Linked DNA regions of Homo sapiens: region 2 is linked to region 1. Evidence: read pairs that join two places in POLR2A ChIA-PET (ENCODE). Cell type or tissue: K562. All regions are shown on one strand. Links, peaks and the distances in the headings refer to the core of each region. The heading gives the core; the rest is flanking DNA. Region 1 holds the start of PRKAR2B-AS1 (PRKAR2B antisense RNA 1). Region 2 has its middle 140 kb from the start of NAMPT-AS1.

The links. Peaks named below come from ENCODE experiments on the same cell type or tissue, not always from the same donor. Only the 100,000 strongest peaks of a DNase experiment are listed, where the experiment ranks them.
Region 2: POLR2A ChIA-PET joins it to region 1 with 5 read pairs; 2 of 35 experiments call an interaction of 5 or more read pairs at or near these places.

Annotation. Positions count from the first base shown.
Region 1 is chr7:107,077,884-107,080,799 of GRCh38, reverse strand. All of the region lies in intron 2 of PRKAR2B (protein kinase cAMP-dependent type II regulatory subunit beta), which reads right to left. It overlaps PRKAR2B-AS1 (PRKAR2B antisense RNA 1), which reads left to right and starts at 1,191. Exons shown (of 4, transcript XR_007060469.1): 1 at 1,191-1,334. In K562, for the core only: a CTCF peak has its summit at 2,430; DNase peaks (open chromatin) are centred at 1,159, 1,898, 2,169, 2,439 and 1 weaker place.
Region 2 is chr7:106,422,096-106,425,011 of GRCh38, reverse strand. No RefSeq gene overlaps it. Among named protein-coding and RNA genes, the nearest start is that of NAMPT-AS1, 140 kb to the right of the region's middle. RefSeq lists an enhancer at 1-257. In K562, for the core only: no CTCF peak of the experiment used is centred there; a DNase peak (open chromatin) is centred at 1,731.

The DNA of each region.
Region 1 (2,916 bases), core at 99-2,598:
AAAACAGCTCCAAATCCAGCCTCTTACTTCTACATCATATTGCCTTCTGTACCTAAGATAAGTATCAGACGGTTACAGCGCTCTCATTAGGAAGCTAACAGAGTTAGCCTTAAGGAAAGTTTAGTTAAACAAGTATTTACAGTGAATAAATTATAATCTAAAAACTATCAATCCAACTATGTCCTCTTTGCTCTGTCACCCTTGGTCATCCACAAGATGTAAGACCCTCCAGACCACCATCTTTTCCCTAATTTCATCTCCCCATGCCTTAAGCTTCCCTAGACTGCAAGTACTTCAAGGGCATAATGTGTTCACTGCTGTGCCTAGTGTAGTCCCTGGCAATGGTAATTGCTTGCAAATATTTCCTCAAATGAATTGCTGCTCTGTGGCTTCCTTCTGTCCATTACTACCCTCCTTCCCAACACATTCCCCACACCCTCACATTCTTTTATAAAACATTACTGACTTTTCTCTGCCTTGGTTGAAACTTGATTCTTCTCCAAGAACACTCCTTCTCTTAGACGGTACCACTTCCTGCACACAGTGGGATCTGAAAGATAGTGAGGGCACGCTGTGGCTCCCCACACTGGCATCTGGACCACTCCATGGTGCTCCCACTGAAACCTCTGTGCTCCTCCGAGAGCCACGGCATACAGATGCCCCTTCCTGACTGGTACCTGGCTCACAGTTTTCATTTCACTCCAATGTGCCACCATCGTAGGCAGTCAATGTCCAAGTTGAAAACCCATTTGAGAGCCCATCCTCAACTTATTTTGGCTTCCTTAATTCCAATAAAATGTCACTCAGCCTGCCCTTTAGCAGGCTCACCCTGTAACTATATTCACACTGGTCCTTACCCCAGCACACACTACTCAGGAATCTCACACCGCTCTACACACATGCCTGGAGAAATCTTCCCATCCTCCTTGCATTCTCATTTCTTTACTTCACATTCTATTTTTTCTTTGACCTCATCCAGAGTGTCCTTGTTTCTCAGTCCATTAATTATGAACCTCACTGTTAAGCATAGGGAAAAAGACATGTGAACAAGCAACTACAACATCAAACGATGTGTAACAGTAACGGTATCGGAAGGAAGGAAGGGAGGGAGGGAGAGAGGAAGGAAGCTGATGGCAGGGAATGTGGTGAGCTATAGCAAGGCCTAGATAAGAGAGCCCATGGCATGCTCTGAATATGAGCAGGCATACATGGAGGCAGAACGCAGGCACGCCACGGGCCTGAAGCAGGGCTGCCACACGCCACCATTCGACAACTCAAGGGCACCATTCATTCATGCAGGCTGTCCTGACAAAATGCCAAGTTAGCAAAATAAGGTATGTTTGTTTTTTTTTTTTTAATAATCGCTTCTTTTAGATAAATGTGCAATCTTCCTTTATAAAAGCTTTTTGTGAGAAGTTTCTTATCTCATGTAGCACACACCACGGTTGTATCACCTAAGCCATGGCAATCTGCAATAAGATAAGTACAGAGAGTAAAACAGTGTTTAGATACAATTATAGCAATTTGATATTGCTGTGGCAAATTTATATTTCTCAAAAGTGCTGGTCTGCAGTGCACTGGGAAAACAAAAACGAAAAACTGATCCTTCACACAGAGCTGGTGAAGTAGTGACCTAAACTCCGCTTGTAATTAAAGAATGGTTGCACTACATCTAAATGTCTATTCTATCTACTCATACCTATTTTATACTATCTTATAGATCTAACTCCCCGACCCCTTTCCCCAACAGTGGCAGTGTTCCTGTAATTAAGGCACACGGGGTTTGGTGGGTTACATAATTCCCATGTTATCTTCCAAGCCCTTCCACATCGACTGGCAAAACCACCAGTGTGAAGAGTCTGAGGACACTATAGGCGCAGAAAGATCCTCCCTTCCCACCATGCCCCAACCTGAACAGCTGCTTTCACTATCTTCCTTTCTCCTTTCCCTGGGGGGCTCTAAGAGAACTCTGGGAAAATGCAATTAAGTTCAAGAGATAATCTAATTTCTCATTAGCCTTGAGGTAGCTTATCAGCATTCCAGGGCCTAACAAAAAAGAACCAGAGACTCAACAATGCCACAGATTCCACTGGGTTCCAATTCCCAAGGTTGCTTAAGTATCAGTAAACAAGCGCTGCTAGAGTGTAGAGCAGGAGGGGCAAGTGGCTGGAAATGAGCCAGGAGCAGTACTTGCTCTGTTCACTTGGATTATTCATAATGAATCACAGGGAAGAACCCATTTTATTATAATACTAGTGTGGGCACTGAGAGATAACAGGTGCATGAAGTGACTTGGAGGCCCCCTAAATGGCTTCCATCCCACCCAAGGAACAAGCCTGGACAAAAGCCCCCAGGCCTGTGCCCTGGCATCTCAGAGAACCTCCTTAGGTCCCAGTCCCACCTTCCATCCTGTCTTCCCACCTCCCTTGCTCAAGACTGACACCTCTCGTTTCATCCTGTTGCCTCAGTCAAATTCTCTTTCTGACCCTTGATTTCAGCCTCACCCTGGGTGTCATCCTTCTGACTAACTCTTCATGTCAAGCTCTGCAGTCCTGAAGCCATTTCTTTTCTTTTCTTTTTTCTTTTTTTTTTTTTTTTGATGGAGTATCACTCTGTCATCCAGGCTTGGAGTGTACAGTGGTGCAATCTTGGCTCACCGCAACTTTGCGTCCCTGGTTCAAGTGATTCCTCCGCCTCGGCCTCCCAAGTAGCTGAGACTACAGGCACACGCCACAACGCCCAGCTAATTTTTATATTTTTAGCAGAGACAGGGTTTTGTCATGTTGGCCAGGCTGGTCTTGAACTCCTGACCTCAGGTGATCCACCTGCCTTGGCCTCCCAAAGTGCTGGGAACACAGGCGTGAGCCACCATGCCCGGCCTCAAGAATCTGTTCTTCATGGGTTATCTACTGTTTC
Region 2 (2,916 bases), core at 278-2,777, 660 kb after region 1:
TTCTAATTTGCATACTTTCTTTCTACATCTAGTTATTGGTACTTGAACGGAAGTGGAGGAGTCTGTCCTAACATATTCCTCTGCCCTCCCCATCCCATCATGATTGAGAAAGAGAGAGAGAGAGAGAGATTGGAACTTGGGTTAGGAACTACTTTCCAGAATCTTTTATTTTCTTCTTTTTACTTATCTACCTTCCTTCCCTTTTTCTTTTCATTCCATTTCTCTCTCCCTCTTTTATTCAGTAATTTATCCAATTACCCATTCATTACTTTGTACCTGGAACCTGAGCTTAAGATAGCTGTGTCCTCTTCCTCTCCCTGATTAGGATTTAGATGTAAGTCTGTGAATGCCAGGATGATGTGTGGCTCAACCTACCTGTGGGTCTGCATACCTGAGTGATGGAGTCTCCTAGGAAAGACTCTCTTCACAGGAGGGGGAAATAGAAGCACCTACTAGGTTCAGTTGCACTGGACCAGGACTAGAATGGAGACTGGGGTGGTCCTGGTGGGGTTTGAGGAACAGCACAGTGCCTGTCACTCTGATGTCTTCTGGCCCAGCGCCCAGGGCCAGAAGTCCTGGGAAGTCCTGCGCCTGGGTCCTGAGATGAGGGTATTGGAATAAAAAACAAGTGTAAACAAAAATAGTTCATCACAAAAGCATCCCTAGGTTACAGGAAGCAGGGGGCAAGAGCAGCACCAGCCAGCCCCAAAAGCCAGGCTGATGTCAGTGTCCTTGACCCTGTGCAGATGCAGCTGTGTCATGGGTGGTGGTGGTGGGCACCTCCACTGTGCTCCAGCATAGACGTGCTGCTCTCTAAGGCTGCCTTGGTTGTCAGCAGCAATGGAGACCCCAGTCCCGTAAGCAGAGGCAGGTGAGGAAGAAGGTAGCAGGTGCCACACATAGCAGTGGGCAGTCATGCTCAGTATCTGTAAGATAATCCCTGGAGAATCCCAGACTTTAGGGGATGAGTTTGATGTGAGGATGTGTGTGGTTGGAGCAGCTGCAGAATGGATTTGGGTAAATCCAGAGAATGCTGTTTTGTATCTCTCACTAAGATTCTGTTTCACTCTAGGCAGAGGAATTTGAGAGACACAGGCTTTTACACGTGCCTTAAATCCAACTTACTTCCAAAAAGCACTTGTAGAAGCTTTATAGAAAGCCTCAATATAAAAGAGATAATTTTTTTAAAAAGAAGATGAACCACAGTCAAGAAATAAAGACTGGAAGGAAGGAAGGAAGGAAGGAAAGATGAGTGGTGTTTTACTAGAAAGCCTAGTCAAACAAATGTTTTTGCGTGGTTTGGAACTGTTATCTCTTCTGGGCTTAATTCCTAAGAAGACAAACTCTATGCCTAATCAAGACCTGAAAAAAAAAATGAAATTCAGTTATTTAGATGGCGATTCTATTTTGTTTTCTAAATGTATTACTGTACCAGGAAAGTTCTATAATTCTTCATGGTTAGAGAGCTGCCGGAAGTCATCAGACTTTATTTGAATACATTGTTGGAAAATCCTGATTATTAGTTCTGTGTCCCCAAGGCCACAAATGACCCCAAAATGCAGCTGCCTACATGTCAAGCTGGGGATTACACCGATAGCTGAGGGAGCTGGAAGTGTCCTGTACTCATGATCAGCACCTGCACCTGTCCTTCTCATTTTACCCTCACAATGATGCAGGGAGATGGGAGGGCCCGTACCGTTATCTCCACTCCACAAGTGAAGAAACCACAAGTCAGAGAGTTGTCCAAGACCATACTTAGGTGCAGGGCTGGTGTCGGAATACAGGCTCCGATTCTCAAATCCCAACTGCATAGGCCCTTTCCTGAACATAGGTCTGGAATAGTAACTTACCTAACTTTCTTACAAGCACCAGGAAATTCTGATGCTCACCCAAATGTAGGACTCTTAACCCCAACACCATCTGTCCCCACTTCCACTGAAGACTCAATGGATCATGGGGGCAGTTTTCCCCATGCTGTTCTCGTGATAGTGAAGGAGTGCTCACGAGATCTGATGCTTTTAAAAGTGGCAGTTTTTCCTGTGCTTTCATTCTCTCTCCTGCCACCTTGTAAAGAAGGTGACTGCTTCCCTTTCCTCCATGATTGCAAGTTTCCTGAGGCCTCTCTAGCCGTGCAGAACTATGAGTCAATTAAACCTCTTTCCTTTATAAATTACCCAGTCTCAGGCATTTCTTTATAGCAGTACAAAAACGGGCTAATACATTGAGTAAATTGCCCAGGATGATACAGCAAGGAAACAGGTTAGATGAGGTTGATGAATATTGGGCATCTGATGGCTAAAGGTGATTGGAGGACAAGAAGAAGAAGAAGAGGACATGGTCTCTGAACAGGGAGCACACAGCCTGATGATGAATCGGGGCAAGTTTCACAGAACAGTAGTTCTTTCTGCTTCATCCCTTTAGTTGTTTTGTAAGTCCAAAGTAAAAGGGTTCCATCCGACTGTACTGAGAGAGGGACTGGCACTAGATGGATTCTATTGACAACTGCAGCCAGAATTCAGACATCCAGAGTGGACACAGCACATCACAGCCCATGCCTGTGTGAGAGAGCCACCCCCCCCAACACCTACCCATGCCCACATTCACACCCACCCACAGGCACAAATAAAGTGCTAACCTCCTCCAGTGGGGACAGTACTGGGAAAATGCCAGCTGACCTGTGGTCTCCTTTGGCTCCTTAGAAATTCAAAACTGCTGTAATTAAACATTTCCAAGAATTTGTAATACCCTCAGAGTATTAGAGAAAGCACTAGAAGTTTCCTGAGGTAACAAAGCAGAGAATAGTGAGGGGAAGAAGACAAAACAGAGCATTGTAGGCAAGACAGTAGCACCGATTTGAGGGAAGAAATTGGCTTATGCCTTTGCGAGACTACTGGGAAGAGGCCTACGAGGGAATAG